Regions from separate parts of the Homo sapiens genome. Here region 2 is linked to region 1. Evidence: read pairs that join two places in POLR2A ChIA-PET (ENCODE). Cell type or tissue: PC-9. All regions are shown on one strand. Links, peaks and the distances in the headings refer to the core of each region. The heading gives the core; the rest is flanking DNA.

Evidence for each region. ChIA-PET counts read pairs that join two places held together with the same protein. Peaks named below come from ENCODE experiments on the same cell type or tissue, not always from the same donor. Only the 100,000 strongest peaks of a DNase experiment are listed, where the experiment ranks them.
Region 2: POLR2A ChIA-PET joins it to region 1 with 7 read pairs; 4 of 35 experiments call an interaction of 5 or more read pairs at or near these places.

Annotation. Positions count from the first base shown.
Region 1 is chrX:115,589,552-115,597,526 of GRCh38, forward strand. The region is part of intron 1 of PLS3 (plastin 3); the gene reads left to right. Among named protein-coding and RNA genes, the nearest start is that of PLS3-AS1, 31 kb to the left of the region's middle. In PC-9, for the core only: no CTCF peak of the experiment used is centred there; DNase peaks (open chromatin) are centred at 2,570, 3,990 and 4,830; H3K4me3 peaks cover 1,952 bases; H3K27ac peaks cover 4,296 bases.
Region 2 is chrX:115,459,237-115,467,211 of GRCh38, forward strand. It overlaps LOC124905206 (a long non-coding RNA gene), which reads right to left and starts at 6,414. Exons shown (of 2, transcript XR_007068305.1): 1 at 6,154-6,414. In PC-9, for the core only: no CTCF peak of the experiment used is centred there; a DNase peak (open chromatin) is centred at 1,505.

The sequences.
Region 1 (7,975 bases), core at 1,360-6,359:
AAGATGGAAAAAAAACTGTTTCATGAAAGGAAAATAGATGAGTGTTGTTGAGGTGTGTCATTAAGCACAGTGGGAGAGGCCTCCAATGTACGTGTCACACATGGAAAGTATACCTAGTACTGGGTGTGGTGGAGAGCATGACGTCTGGATGAAAGTTGTAAGAGACTTTAAAAATACTATGCCTAGCTTTTGTGTTACAACTACATATTCCACTGATACTTATGTGAAACTCCCATAACTTTTCGGGTTGTACCTCTTTTTTCCACCCTGGGGTGGGAGTGTGTCCACAAGTGCATGTGTGTGAACTCTTAACTTTGTGTTTGTATTTTGAGATGGAGTCTCTGTGGCCCAGGCTGGAGTGCAGTGGTGCAATCTCTGCTCACTGCAACCTCCACTTCTGGGGTTCAAGCTGTTCTCCTGCCTCAGCCTCCCAAGTAGCTGGGACTACAAGGGCACAACACCAATCTGGCTTTTTTGAATTTTTGGTAGAGACGGGGTTTCACCACGTTGGCCAGGCTTGTCTGGAACTCCTGACCTCAGGTGATCCGCCCACCTCAGCCTCGCAAAGTGCTGGGATTACAGGCCTGAGCCACCGCGCCCAGCCCGGCCTGAACTCTTAACTGTATGGTTTCTGTTTGTAACATCTAGAGAGAGTGACAGTGAGAATTTGGTTTCCGTCGGCTTTCCTTAGCATTCATTTTGATGAATTTGGGATGCAATTTAAAAGCTGTTTTCATTCTGTGGCCTGCTGATGAAAATGTAGAATTTATTGCAGAACCCTTGCCACCGTCTTGCATTCCCAAACCAGTGTTCATTACCCATAGTAAAAACCGAGATCCTGTTCACACACATGCACATACACAGACACGCTCCCCACCGCCCCCGTCACGCACACACCCACACACACCTCGGATGGTGAGTGAGATAGAAGTTTAGTTTACATGCTAAAACTGGTTAAATTACTGATGTGGTAGAACTGTCTTTTAGCCCGGGCACAGTTGCTCACACCTGTAATCCCAGCACTTTGGGAGGCCAAGGTGGGTGGATCACCTGAGGTCAGGAGTTCTAGACCAGCCTGGCCAACATGGTGAAAACCCGTCTCTACTAAAAATACAAAAATTAGCCGGGCATGGTGGCAGGTGCCTGTAATCCCAGCTACTCGGGAGGCTGAGGCCAGAGAATAGCTGGAACCCGGGAGGCGGAGGTTGCAGTGAGCTGAGATCGAACCACTGCACTCCAACCTGGGCGACAGAGCGAGACTCCGTCTCAAAAATAATAATAATAAATAAAAGAAACAAAAAACTGGCCGGGCGCGGTGGCTCGCGCCTTGTAATCCCAGCACTTTGGGAGGCTGAGGCGGGCAGATCCCAAGGTCAGGAGATCGAGACCATCCTGGTTAACACGGTGAAATCCCGTCTCTACTAAAAATACAAAAAAATTAGCCGGGCGTGGTGGCGGGTGCTTGTAGTCCCAGCTACTCAGGAGGCTGAGGCAGGAGAATGGCATGAACCCGGGAGGTGGAGCTTGCAGTGAGCCACGATCCCGCCACTACACTCCAGCCTGGGTGACAGAGCGAGACTCCGTCTCAAAAAAAAAACAAACCAAAACTGTCTTTATGTCCTACCTAGCATTTACTAAGTAGAAGATGTGCCCTTTTGAAGGGCATGTCTATTCCTAGAACTTTAACTACAATGCTTTGCAGTAGAAATATATGCTATTGTATTAAGGTGAAGTGACTTTAGAATTAGTAACTCGGTGTTGACAGATCATGCTGATCGAAGATTAGCCTTGGAGTTTGGAAAGCTGGAGAGCATGTATATTCCAGATGACCAGGAAAGGAAAAGTCAGAAAAACAGTTTTTAAGTAGTACTGTTATAACGACCTGTAAAACTTGAAACGAGAGAAAGCTGTCTTCTAAAATGAAGAATTACATATTTAAAACATTAATTTCCTCAATGATACTGCTACATATCTGAAAAGGGTGGTTACGTAGCATTTGGGACAGACCCGTCTCAGTGGTTTGAGGCAACAGGTGTGGCTGAAGAAAAGGTAAGGCTGGGGAAAAACCAACATTTCTGGTCTAAACTGATACTGTCTTCTTACCTGAGGCAGTTTCCTATGCCCTGGTTTTCTCTGTCTGAAAAATGCATGATAACACATACTCTTCAAATTAGCTCAAAATGCTTGGTAGTTACCTACTATTCCCTGACAGGCCACAGGCAGATAGTTCTATGCTTGTTTTAGAAATGGAGAATTTGGTACTCAGAAAAGTTGAAGAAGCTTCATTTCATTCACATAGTGAGTCAGCAACAAAGACAGACGGAAAAACATGTCCTATGACTCCTGCCATTGTATTCCTTCTCTTCTGCATTGTGTTGCCTTTTGATATTTCACGAAGGTTTTGTGATTGGTGAAATAAATTAAAGCACTTCCATGAAGGAGACAAAATGTAACCCAGTGTCTGCTGATGGTGGTTAGTGACGAGGACAGGAGAACACTGCCTCATAATGGGGACTATCCGGTGAGGGCTCCTTTTCACAGGTGCCCACACTGTGAGTCACCTCCTTATGCTGAGAGTTCGGTATGCTATCATAAAATACTTTGTTGTGTATTATTTATGAAGGACTAGAGTATCTATTGTCTCACTTTCTTTCATTCTCATGAGGTAGATTACAGCAGCAGATGGCATTATGCATGCTTTATCCCAGACACAAGAAAATAATATCTGCCACTTACTGAGTACCTTGCTGGACCCAGACACTCTTACATATTTATATCTTCCCATTGGGTCATCCCGTGGACCTTGTGAAATATGTGGAATAGCTCCATTGTTATAGATATGAACCCAGGGCTCAGAGAAGCTAAGTAATTTGTTCAGGGTCACACAGACTTACAGGTCTGTCAGACTCCTAAGACCCTGATGCTTTCATTGTGCTGCATTTCCTTCAAATTATGAACTTGCCCTATGTCAGCACAGAAACGGCCTCTTCAGCCTAGCCCAGTGCTCCAACTGATTGTTCTCTCTCATAAAAGGCACTCACAACTAACCACTTGCTTGATTTAGGAATTCACTGATTAGATTGCTAGACCAGTTAAAGGCAAATTTCAATAATGAGAGCAGTTATCACGTATCTAGTACTTACCATGCGCCAGACTATGATCTAAATTTATGACACATATTAAATCATTTAAGCCTTACAACCATGTATAAAATAGTGAACTGCGATATGATGGAGTTGCTCTTATCTTCATCCCGGGATGAGAAAATAGAGGCAGAAGAGTTTTAAGCAATTTGCACAGTTAATAAAGTGTGGAGCCAGAATTTGAACCCAATCTGGCTCCAGACCTCTTTACTACAGCTCTCAGTTAGAAAATTATTTCTAACTGAGATATTTCGGTTCAGCAAGTGTTGGCTTAGTTCCTGTGTGCTATGCCAGCAGAAAATATAGTTCCTACACAGAAGAGCTTACATTTTTGACATAAATCAAAATGTATATACTTGAAATAAATGCTACAACACCTTAGCATATGGGGTGTAAATGTTGTGTATGGATCAGCATGAATAATAGAGACTGTTAGTGAGTGGCTTGAGAGTTAATTTGCCTTCGCAAGTAATGTTCTTGACTATGGACGAGTGACTTGGGCACTGGGGAGAAGCTGTTCCATGTGTTCTAAAATAAGCAGGTTACTTGGCTACTGTTCAAACTCTAAATAGGTATATGGGTTGTAGCTATTTGACCTGAACTAACTTTAAATTCCCCTGAGTCCTTATATGATTTTGGGGAAAAAAAAAAAAGGAAGAAGAAAAAAGAAAACTTTTCTCTGTAAATGCTGCATTTAAATTAGAATTTATTAAATTCTCTGCAAAATACCGCCAGGCTGACAGGAAGGGGATTCGTAAGTATTGTATCATTCTTTTGTCAGGGTGTTCTCTTTTTCTAGCAGGAAGTGTTGTGACTTGCTCTCTAAAGTTGCAATTGTAAGAAGAATGTTGGGTTTCCAGATTGCTCTTCTGGGCGTGGGAGAAGGTTCTGTCTATCAGTGCTGCGAGAAAGGAAAGAAACAAGTTTGCTCTCAGCGGGTAACTATTTTAATATTATTTTGACAGGCTCTAACTTTGAGATTACTAAATCTAAATTTAAATACTAAATGATTAAGCAGGAATTTACGTCAAAAAGCTTGAAATTCCTGTTATTTATTTGGGTAAACATTTGGAGTCACTTTAAAAATATTATTTATTCAAGTAGAATAAAATTTTTGTTAAGAGAAAATTTTGAAGTTTAGATTCTAACCTGTTCTGTGTGTATTCTGTATTTTTCTTTATTTAGAGAATGTTTAGGGAGTTTATACTTTTTAAAAATGGGTTTTGAAATCCTAATTATACAGCCGTATTTATCAAGTTAAGTATCTAAAACACTAAATAATAGAAATTATTGTCTATATTTGTGGTGGGGGTGGGATTTCAAATGCTTTTGATCCCAGTTACATGGTTTTTCAAAATTCTGTAAAATGGAGGTTGAGGTGGCTGTCATGACAGAACATGTCACGATTAGATTGATATTATACTCTTCCTACGTGAGTTAAATCAAACAGTTGTCTTAGTGTTTATAATTTACAAAATAATAAACATCACTGGTGATTAAATTTTGATGGCGTTATTGGTACTTGGCAGCAATAGTGATTTCTGGTGCTCACATACATTAGGATTTTCCATCACATGGTTGTCATATAAGTTTAATTTCCCCATATTTCTGGCAAAGGGAAGTATAGCTAGTTATACAGTCAATCCTCACTCTGAGTTGAGTCACCTCTCGGACTGGTTGTACTTAATATGCGCATATGAAGTAAAAAGTGAAGCATGAAACAAAACAAACCAGTTTTTTCAATTAACAAGTGCTGTATTTGCTAACATATAAGCAAGGTATATAACACTGCAAGAGGCATTTTCAGTGACTTGCCGATAGCTTTCTGCTTCGTGTATATAGTGATTTGAGTTGTAGGTCACAATATTTTATGGCATTTTTATTTTGAATTGAAGTGAAGCATGGTAACTAGTCTGATCTTGCCTAGCCTCTCTCTCTCTCTCTCCCTCCCTCTCTCTCTCTCTCTCTCTCTCTCACACACACACACACACACACACCCCACACACACATATCCCTGAAAGTTGCCCTTGGCTTCACTCAAACATATGTTAATTTTCATAAGAAAGGAAACTGGTGGAAATACTTCTTAGGTATGAAAATTAATTAATTTCATTAGCAGCAGATTTATTTTCCCATAAATTATTCAGATTTTGGGGGTAGATGTAAAAGTTTACTTAGGCATGGAAGACATTAGACCTTTTAAAAGCAAAGTGGGCTATTTCAATCTAAGAAGTTAGTTAATGTACCTTAGCTTTCTGAAGCTAGGGGAAGGAGAGGTGTCTTTTTGTTGTGTCTTTGGGTTTGAAATAGTATTCTTCATCCTAGGAAAAAGGGCTTTTAGACTATAATTGAGACTTGCATTAAATAGCTGCAAAATTCTTGCCTGAGAAACGTTTAAATGATGTCTTTAATCTGACCAAATTGAATTGAATATTTCTATTATTGGAAAAAGCTACGTATTAATTTATTTTTAAATAGCCATTGCTTTCAGATCTTATCTTTGTTTATTAAGTATAAAAAGAGGAAAGGAAACTTTTACCTAAAATGGAGGTATTTGATATTCCTCCAGGAAATGACACAGGATTGGGCACCCTTTGGGGTTTAAGTGACTCATAGATATTGGTACTGAAAACAAAACAAAACAAAAGATCAGTTAGAATCTAGCTAATGATCAATTATAGCACAGAATAGAAGTATTTCCAGAAAAATGAACTCATTTCTTAATAGCTATGTAGGGGTGAAATCACAGGATTTCTGAGATTTGCTTTAAAATAATTCATGGAAGAGAGACAGGGAAGGAGGGAGGGAGAAGAAAGGACAGGAAGAGAGAATAGATGAACCAAGCAAATGTGGGGAAATCTGGATAAATGTAGAATCTGTGATGGGTTTATGGGTGTTTTTTGTGCTATTTTCTCTTGTATATATTGAAAATATTGACAATAAAAAATGTTAGTAGACCTTTAGTTTGGGGCAATTTATATTTATTTTCTTTCTTTTTTTTTTTTTTTTTTTTGAGATGGAGTCTCACTCTGTTGCCCAGGCTGGAGTGCAGTGGCACGATCTTGGCTCATGCAACCTCCACCTCCCGGGTTCAAGCAGCTCTCCTGCCTCAGCCTCCCGAGTAGCTGGGATTACAGGCACCCACCACCACGCCCGGCTAATTTTTGTGTTTTTAGTAGAGATGGGGTTTCACCATACTGGCCAGGCTGGTCTTGAACTCCTTATATTTACTTCTAAATGTCAACTTTTATCTATAAATTGCAGGCCTGTCAAAACATGATGTATGCATGATGTGTATGACTGTAAAGGTGAAATGTGCTGCTTGAATGCCAAAATGGTTGAAAGTAAAAACTGCTTCTGAAAAGGTTTATTTCTGTTTGATTTTCAGCTAAATTCAAAGGACAGGTCACAAACATCTTGAAGAGTTTTTTAGTATCTTGAAGTATTAAACAAGGGTAGTTAAAGCATGATAACAGGCCAATTGTATGTGAAGAATGTGAAGACGTTATTGAACTTGACTATTTTGTTCACAGCTTTCTCCAATAGAGTATGTGTTTTTAAAACCACGTGAGAGGACTATATAGCCTGCATGATGTATAGGTCTGCGCACTTTCCCTACTCACCTCCATCGAAGTTTATTTATTGAACAAACATTCGGTAGGTGCTTGTGGTGAGCCAAGATACAAAGTCAAATAAGATACCAACCGTGCTTTTAAGGAGCTCACAGGCTCGTGGAGGAGATAGAGAAAGAAATAGATGTCATCACGCTGAAAGCTGAAAAGGGCTATAGGAATATGGGGAAGGGGAGGAACGGGTTAGCAACTATGACCCTATGACGCATCTCCTTTAAAATAATACAAGGCTGGGCACAGTGGCTCATGCCTGTAATCCCAACATTTTGGGAGGCCTAGGTGGGCAGATCACTTGAGGTCAGTAGTTCGAGACAAGTCTGGCCCACATGGTGAAACCCCGTCTCTCCTAAAAGAATAAAAACTAGCCAGATGTGGTGGCGCATGCTTGTAATGCTAGCAACTGTGAAAGCTGAGGCGGGAGAATCGCTTGAACCCAGGAGTCGGAGGTTGCAGTGAGCTGAGATAGAGCCACTGCACTCAAGCCTGGGTGACAGAGCAAGACTCTGTCTCAAGAAAATAATAATAATATAAAATAAGGCTGGGTGCGGTGGCTCACTCCTGTAATCCCAGCACTTTGGGAGGCCGAGGCGGGTGGGTCACCTGAGATCAGGAGTTCGAGACCAGCCTGATCAACCTGGTGAAACCCCATCTCTAGTAAAAATACAAAAACTAGCCAGGCATGGTGGTGGGCGCCTGTAATCCCAGCTACCCAGGAGGCTGCGGCAGGAGAATCACTTGAACCCAGGAGGTGGAGGTTGCAGTGAGCCAAGATCATGCCATTGCACTCCAGCCTGGGCGACAGAGTGAGACTCTGCCTCAAAACTAATAATAATAATATAATGTAATATAATACAGACAGAAAATTGGAGATGGTTTAATTGGTTGTGGGTATTACAGTGGTAGAAGAGGGCTAAAATGGCTTAGTCTAACCCCATGCATAACTTTGCAAATAACTCTTCTGCTCTCATCTCTCTTCCCCGCCCTTCTTAATAAACCTTTATATCTTTCTTATGCATCCACAGGGGTTATTGGAGCAGTGTACGTGCAGAACAGAGCAATCTCTTCTTCACATTAAAGAGTAGACTGATGTTTAAGTCTCCCTTAAAGGTTTTAGATATATCCAAGGCCGAATTATAGTTATTAGGTAGGCAGCTACTTGGAGTTGGATAAAGGGTAGAGTTAGCCTTCAGTCACAGATAG
Region 2 (7,975 bases), core at 1,474-6,473, 130 kb before region 1:
CATAGCACTATGATTTCTGTACTCTAAATCAAAGTTCATCAAGCACTGAGAAAACTCCACAGATGAGCAGTTAGCTGGTTCTGCTGAATAAGGTGATAAGCTAATATTTTAAGGTTTTAACTATTTTTTTCTTCATATATTCTGCCCTTTTCTTTCCTTCCATCTGAGTAGGTAGCTGGCTCTGTTCTCACTGTCTTGGGGAAAAGAGATAAAAGGTGACACAGCAAAAACCGTAAGTGTCTTGCAAGTTCAGGGATTCAAGAGGTCTAATCCCACAAAGGAAGAAATTCCACAAGCACTGAGGACGTTTAAAATATAGAAAGGGAGAAGGCTTTTCCTCAAACTAGAAATGGATTATTCCAAGCTGGGCGAGAGGAGTGCAGAGAATCAAGTAACTTTCATTTATCGGCTGTTCTAGCAGGGAAGCATCAAGATCCTAGAAAGCAACGGCTGTTAGGTGCTTCTTGACAGGCAAGTCTGTATGAAGAGTTGGCAAAGATTCCTCAGCCCCAAGAGCACTAGGAAAGCAGCCAAGGACCTCTGACTTGAAGGGACCCAAGGACCAGGAGACTGGACATCTCAGCAGTTATCTATTTACACCTCTGATTAACAACTATATGCCTGTCTCTTCATTACTGTGATTCACCCCATATCCCCCAGCACCTTGGTATCACACAAGAACTCAAATGCATGACATTGCTATGTTAAGGAGCCCACCATTGGGGCTCAAACTCTGAAATATAGATGTTAGAGAAATAGTTATATTTTTGCATAACAATGATTGAAGCCTCAGAATCATACATGCTGCAACAATGTTAAGGATGAGCTCGATGAGCTCTTCTAACCCCAGTTTTTATCATGCAATGATTCACTATGATGTTTTCTGCTCTGGCCAAGAAAAAAAAAGCCATTCTGATAACAGGAAATTTATCTCACACTTATAAAAAGCACACACTTGAATAGCTTTATCTTAAGATTTTGGCATTAGCTTCTACCCTAATTCATATCCACATTTAGGGTTACACAGAACTACACCCCAACAAAAGTCAATTTCCAGATGTTTAACTTATCAGCCAGCTCTACCACAGTTTAAAATTATGATGCCAGGAAGTCTGATTATTTCAAATTTGAAAAGAATATTACCAAGCCACACCTTTCAAAAAATTTTATTAGCATCTGACTCTTTGCTGAACAAGGAAGATGGGAAATGTAGTTGCATTCACAAAGAATGTGTGGAGACTGCCAAGAAAGCAAATCATTTTTGGAAGCCACCCTTATTTGGAAATATTCTAGTTATAGAACTATGGTTTTTTTAAACAAAAGCATTCACCATATCCCCTTTTGAAAACACATCTTTCCGAAATATAGGAAAAGAATCAAATACTATGCTATTCACTTTCTTCTACGATTTACTTGAAAACAACTAAGGTAAAAAGAAAAAAAAAAAGGACAATGCTTGCCAAGAACTGCAAGTAGCTTCCTGTAGGCATTGTGATGTAGTGGAAAAAGCAAAGTCTCTGCAGTCAGACAGACCTGTTTTTGAAGCCTGACTGCACTCAACTAGTTGGGTGACCTTGGGCAAGTAACTTTATCTTCTCTATGATTCATCTGTAAAAATAATTAAATTATATTAAATGAGAAAACATATGTGAAAGTGCTTATTGAAAGATATTCTCTCTGTAAGCCTTAAGGAAAAGCATAATAGTTATACATGGTTACTCTGATATATGGTAAAAAAACAAGTGCATGTCTTAGTAAATGCCCAAAACTATTTAGACAAGTTCTAAAAGGAATTAAGCAGCAAAATGACGTAAAGTGTTACTTGGCCATATGCAAAATTAGAAACTGGAGTGAGATACATTGAAATAACTCCTACTTATTGTACTTCAAATGGCTCCTATAAAGATCCTTTTTAAAGTCACTAGCTGCCTTATGAAATTTGCTATAAGCAAGACTTCTAGAAATTCTAATGTTCTAGAATTCTAATGCCAGATCTTGCTATTTCTAAGGGAATTATGAGAAGAAGATCAATGAAAAATGAATATCAGCAGTGTCTCCTCTTTTAGCCGGAGTAAAATATTAGCTCAAGTCCAAAGGCAGCAGATGAGGTGACTTTCAGTAAAGTGAAGACTCTAGGGTTGATGGCAAGATTATAAAGTAGCTACCCCATCTCAAGTCATTCTCTCAGTTGTCCAATAATTTCATGATGGGCTGGGCACACCTATAAGCCCAGCACTTTGGGAGGCCGAGACAGGAGGATCACTTGAGGCCAGGAGTTCCAGACCAGCCTGGATAACATAGTGAGACCCCATCTCTACAAAAGAAAAATTAGCTGGGTGTGGTGGTATACCTCACACTCCAGAGGCACCTCAGCCTCCAGAGTAGCTGGTAGTTCCAGCTTGAGTCCAGGAGCTCAAGGTTACAGTAAGTCCAGATGGCACCATTGCACTCCAGCCTGGGTGACAGAGTGAGACCCTGTCTCAAAAATAATAGTAATAATTTCATTATGTCCTTTGGCTGTGTTGAAATTATTCGGTTAAGAAACCTCTACTCTAAGTATTATAATCAAGAAGTCAGTAAACTATGGTGCATGAGCCAAACTCAGCCTGCTGTGCTTTTGTAAATAAAGTTTTATTTGAATACAGTCATGCCCATTCAGCTATGTAGTGTTATGCATGCTTTTGCACCACAACAGCAGAGTTGAGAAGCTGTGACAGACTGTGTAATCCACAAAGACTAAAATATTTAATGTTTGGACCTTTAAAAAAAAAAATGTGCCAACGCCTGCTCTAACCCCTAAAAATCCACTTGCTACCTAAAATCAAAGACAATATATTTAACCTATCTATGAAATATTTTCATTTTAAAACATAACCATGTTAACACTATCTGTAGGTTGCCTCCTTCAGCAGAGTGAGAGTCCTCTTTGTGCACCTTGCCCATGCTTATTCCTTTTCCAGAATAATAGAAGTCAGCAGTGTGGCACCCTGCATTAGAAAATTTGCCAAATTTTGATTTGGAGTCACTGTAAACTTTGCATTAAAAAAAAAAAAAGCATGTGGAAGCTAATCTGCAGTTAGCTGCCTTTATTTCATTATCTTAGTTAAACAAACCCAAGTATAGCCAAAGTCAGCTTTGGAGGAGGTCTACCAATCTCTTAGGAGATTTGCTCTGAAGTAATATGCCTGAAACATATTAACTGTCCAACATTCTTTCTAAAGATTTGAAAACTTTGAGAATCATAGCAATGATATCTCTTGGAATACTGAGCAATGAGCCACAGCACTGTTGCGTTTCAGAAACCTTCCTCCCAAATCAAAATTGACAATCAGTCTGATTCAGCCCATAACTCATCCTCCCAAATAATGTGGTTTGAAAGATAAGGAGTCTGAATGAAGTAAAATAATGGCTGAAATAACTTGAAAAACAGATAGAAGACTGGAATCAGGGCAAAATCTCCATTCTAAGTATGCAAAGCCTTCAGGATGGATCCAAGCTACCATAAGTAATTCAAAAGCTATAACTTACTTGTGTCCAAGGGTCTTTGATATAAGAAGCTGGAGTGGAGAAAGTCAAAAAGAAGATTAGTCTGCCTTCCTTTGTTCTTCGTGGACATGTTCCAAGGTAAAGTTCAAACTAATGTTAGTCTTGGTTATTTAGTTTTATTATGCATACAACAAAAATAAAGCAATCTCCATATTTTTCCCAATAAGTTGCAGGTTTTAAAATATATTTTAAAATAAAACTGATGGGGGTGGGGGGAGCTTCTTTTTGAAAACTGAATCTAAATAAAGGCCAGTAAAGTTTATAGTCTGGGTACTGAGGAAGGTGATTTTTTTTTTTTTTTTTGAGACTGAGTTTTGCTCTTGTTGCCCAGCAATGGCGCAATCTCGGCTCACTGCAACCTCCACCTCCCAGGTTCAAGTGAGTCTCCTGCCTCAGCCTCCCAAGTAGCTAGTATTACAGGAATGCACCACCACGCCTGGCTAATTTTTGTATTTTTAGTAGAGACGGGGTTTCTCCATGTTGGTCAGGCTGGTCTCGAACTCCCGACCTCAGATGATCCGCCCGCCTCAGCCTCCCAAAGTGCTGGGATCACAGGCGTGAGCCACCGCGCCTGGCAGAAGGTGAAATTTTAAATGGCAAATTAGTATATCTTTAGCAACAAAACAACATATAATGACATAGTTTCCTACAGTTCACAGATAGTTTTTACTGGATTCTAAATCTGGTTCTGCCATTTGGTTGCTAAAGAACTTTACTTCTCAGTTTTTGCCTGGGAGAGAAAAAAAAAAAAAAACAGAATGAAAGCTATTCCTAGAATAATGTGGTGACTTGAGGACTGTAAGTTCTAAGTTGTTTAGAGGTATATACTGATCCTTTTGGAGGAAAAGGAAAGGAGACTTTTACTGGAGTTCCTGGAGCTATTTGCAAATATGCTTTGAAACAGGAGTGCCAGAGCAAGGCACTAAAGCAAGTCTCATGACAACAGGAGCCCCACTATCGGGCCAATAATTATTTCAGAGAACCCAAGTAATGAAATACTACCAGGTTAACAGAAATGTAGTGACATATCTATTCCACCCACAGGCTTAGGGACAGGGAGAAATGGCTGAATAGTTACAGAATGTGCATGTGTCTGTAAAGCTGAGTAGATTACTTTCAGCCAGACACCGATGAGGGGCCTTGGACCATGTCCACCGGAAAGGGGAAAATGAAAACTGAAACACTAAAGGCAGAGAACTGGAGTACTACTGAGCTCCCCCAGGGTCTGCAATTATGGTAAATTTCTTTTTGCCCAAAGTAAAAAGAAAGAGGTCTTTTTAGGGGGCTCTGTCAAATAGTCATCAGGAATTGGCCAATTTTAACCTATACACAGTGGCAAGGGCAAGCAGAGGACTTTTAAATTGTAAACCAGACCACATTACTCTCTTGTCTAATCACTTTTCTAATTAAGTCTAAAATCCTAATCGTGAGCCAGTATGGCCCTACATGTTTTTTATTCAATCCACCTCCACCTCTCTGACCTCATGTTCCACTGCTTTGTATACCCTGTTCTAGCCTTACTCTTCTCCTTGCCGTTTCTAGAATATGGTAAACTCATTCATACCTCAGAACCTTCAGATACGCTGCCGCCTTGTCCTGGAAAGATCTTCCCCGGAAACTGTATATGGTTTATTCCCTCACTACATTAATGTATCTACTCAAACATCACCACCTAAGAGTGGCTGTACCTGACTACCTTGTATAAAATAACCCCTCCCATTCACTCTCTATCTCTTTATCCTGCTTTAATTTTCCAATGAGTAATGATCAGCATGTGATGATACAGTATATATGTATTGATTAATTTATTATGTAACCCGGCCGGGCACGGTGGCTCACGCCTGTAATCCCAGCACTTTGGGAGGCCGAGGTGGGCGGATCATGAGGTCAAGAGATCGAGACCATCCTGGCTAACATGGTGAAACCCCATCTCTACTAAAAATATAAAAAAATTAGCCGGGCGTGGTGGCGGGCGCCGGTAGTCCCAGCTACTCGGGAGGCTGAGGCAGGAGAATGGCGTGAACCCAGGAGGCTGAGCTTGCAGCGAACCGAGATCGCGCCACTGCACTCCAGCCTGGGCGACAGAGCGAGACTCTGTCTCAAAAACAAACAAACAAAAAATTTATTATGTATCCCTCACAAGATTGCAAGCTCCATGAGGGCAGGGACTTGGTTTTGTTCACTTCTTATCCCTGAGGTTTAGAATAGGGTCTGACATGTAGTGAGTACTCAACCAATAATTGTTGAATAAATAAATGATTTGAAATAGATGCTGGAGTGAAATCAGCTTTTGTAGAAATTTCGCTCCCAGACTGTACTAGACATAAAATATCTCAAACAGTTAAACATATAAAAATCAATTTTTAAAATGATTTCTGGAAAAGTTACTTGCCTGAATGACCTTGGCCATTCCACATTTTAACTCACATTTCAACTTCATCCTACATGATGCCATTTAAACATGGTCCCTCTTTAGTAGCAAGACATAGGGTTGGTATAATGCTTATTGTTGGTCTAAGAATATCCAAACCCTCTTATTTTGGCAAGGCCGGAGAGAGATGAAATATCTTTTGTTCAGAACAACCTTAGAAATAAAGACATACTCACTTTTTTGGGAAATTACTTTGGGATGTTGAGACAGAAGATTACTTGAGCCCAGGAGTTCGAGACAAGGCTGGACAATATAGAGAGACACTGTAGCTGGGACCACAGGCACACACCACCACGCCTGGCTAAATGGTGGTGTGTGCCTGTGGTCCCAGCTACTCAAGAGGCTGAGATGGGAGGATTGCTTGAGACTGGGAAGTCAAGGCTGCAATGAGCTGTGATCATGCTGCTGCATTCCAACTTGGGTGACAGAGTGAGACCCTGTCAAAAAAACAAACAAACAAAAAAACCCTAATCACCACTTTGGAAAATTAGACCCACAGAGATTGTTGGTTTATTTAAACAGACTTGAGCATCAGCATTTTAGCCTCACATAGTACTATATAATTGTACACCCTTGCACCTGAAGAGGCTTTTGCCACTCAGTGAGTTAAGACACCTTTATATTGTTTATAGAGTAGGTGTGACAGACGGAACTCATTTTTGCACTTGCTCTGAAGCACCTTGTAGAGAAAGTTAGCAGGTTCTGGAAGCTATCTGGGGCCACAGAGCAAAGATTTTATCTATACCAATGAAACTCAACAGCTCAGCCAAGTATTGACAGTGACACCATTATTAAGCTCCACTGTGTACCCAAGTGAACAAATGTTTCCTGCATTATGTTATGTTAATCCCCCAGCATCTCATATTCCACTCTGCTCAAACTGGGCTATGCCCTTTTACTGATGATATCCTGTATTTTTCTACCTTAATACTTTTGCTGCTGCTGTTCCCTAATTTGTGCTATAGTTTTTTTTCCCGTGTATCTAACACATCTCTTTTATTTAACTGTGAGCCTATTCATTCATTCATTTAAGTATAATCTTATAACAAAGGGGAAAAGAAAAAAATAAGTAAGCTAAACTAAAGATCTAATCAGGAGACCTCATTGTTAAAACATATAGCAGAAATATGGTATTAGGGATGCTTGATGCCAGATGAAGCTGCTGAGAGTCATGGACTCATGTTCATGGTCCACAAGGGTCTATCTCGAGTATTAGAAATCAAGGTGACTTAGTTTTATTGCAACCTGGGCTAGCCAAAAACATAGTTCAACAAATAGTTTTGGCCAGGCACAGTGGCTCACGACTCTAACGAACTTTGGGAGACCAAGGCAGGAGGATCCCTTGAGGCCAGGAGTTTGAGACAAGTCCAAGCAAGATGGTAAGACCCTGTCATTAAAAAAAAGAAAATTTGTAATTAGCTGGACATGGGGGCATGTACCTGTAGTCCCAGCGACTCAAGAGGCTGAGGTGGGAGGATGGCTTGAGCCCTGAAGATCTAGGCTGCAGTGAGCCGTGGATGCACCACTGCACTCCAGCCTGGGCAACAGAGTGAGACCCTGTCTCAAAACAAAAACAAAAACAAAAACAAAAAAACAGGTTTTTTTTTTAAATAGTTTTAAAACTTATACACAAAGTCAAATAAGGCATGTTCCCTGCCTGAAGGGGTGAAAAAACATGGACCAACAAATATAATAATTGGAATACATGATAAAATATGCACATGGTTAGGAACATATCATCTTATTCCTCTTTACCTCCCCCTGACTGCCTAACAATGTCTTATACACAATAATTTATTTTTTCTAGTTTTTCCATTTTGCATTTTTAAAAAATGAGACAGTGTTTCACTCTGTCACCCAGACTGGAGTGCAGTGGCACAATCACAGTTCTTGCAGCCTCAACCTCCCAAGCTCAAGCGATCTTCCCACCTCAGCCTCTCAAGTACCTGAGACTACAGGTACACACCACTATGCCTGGCTAATTTTTTAATTTTTTTG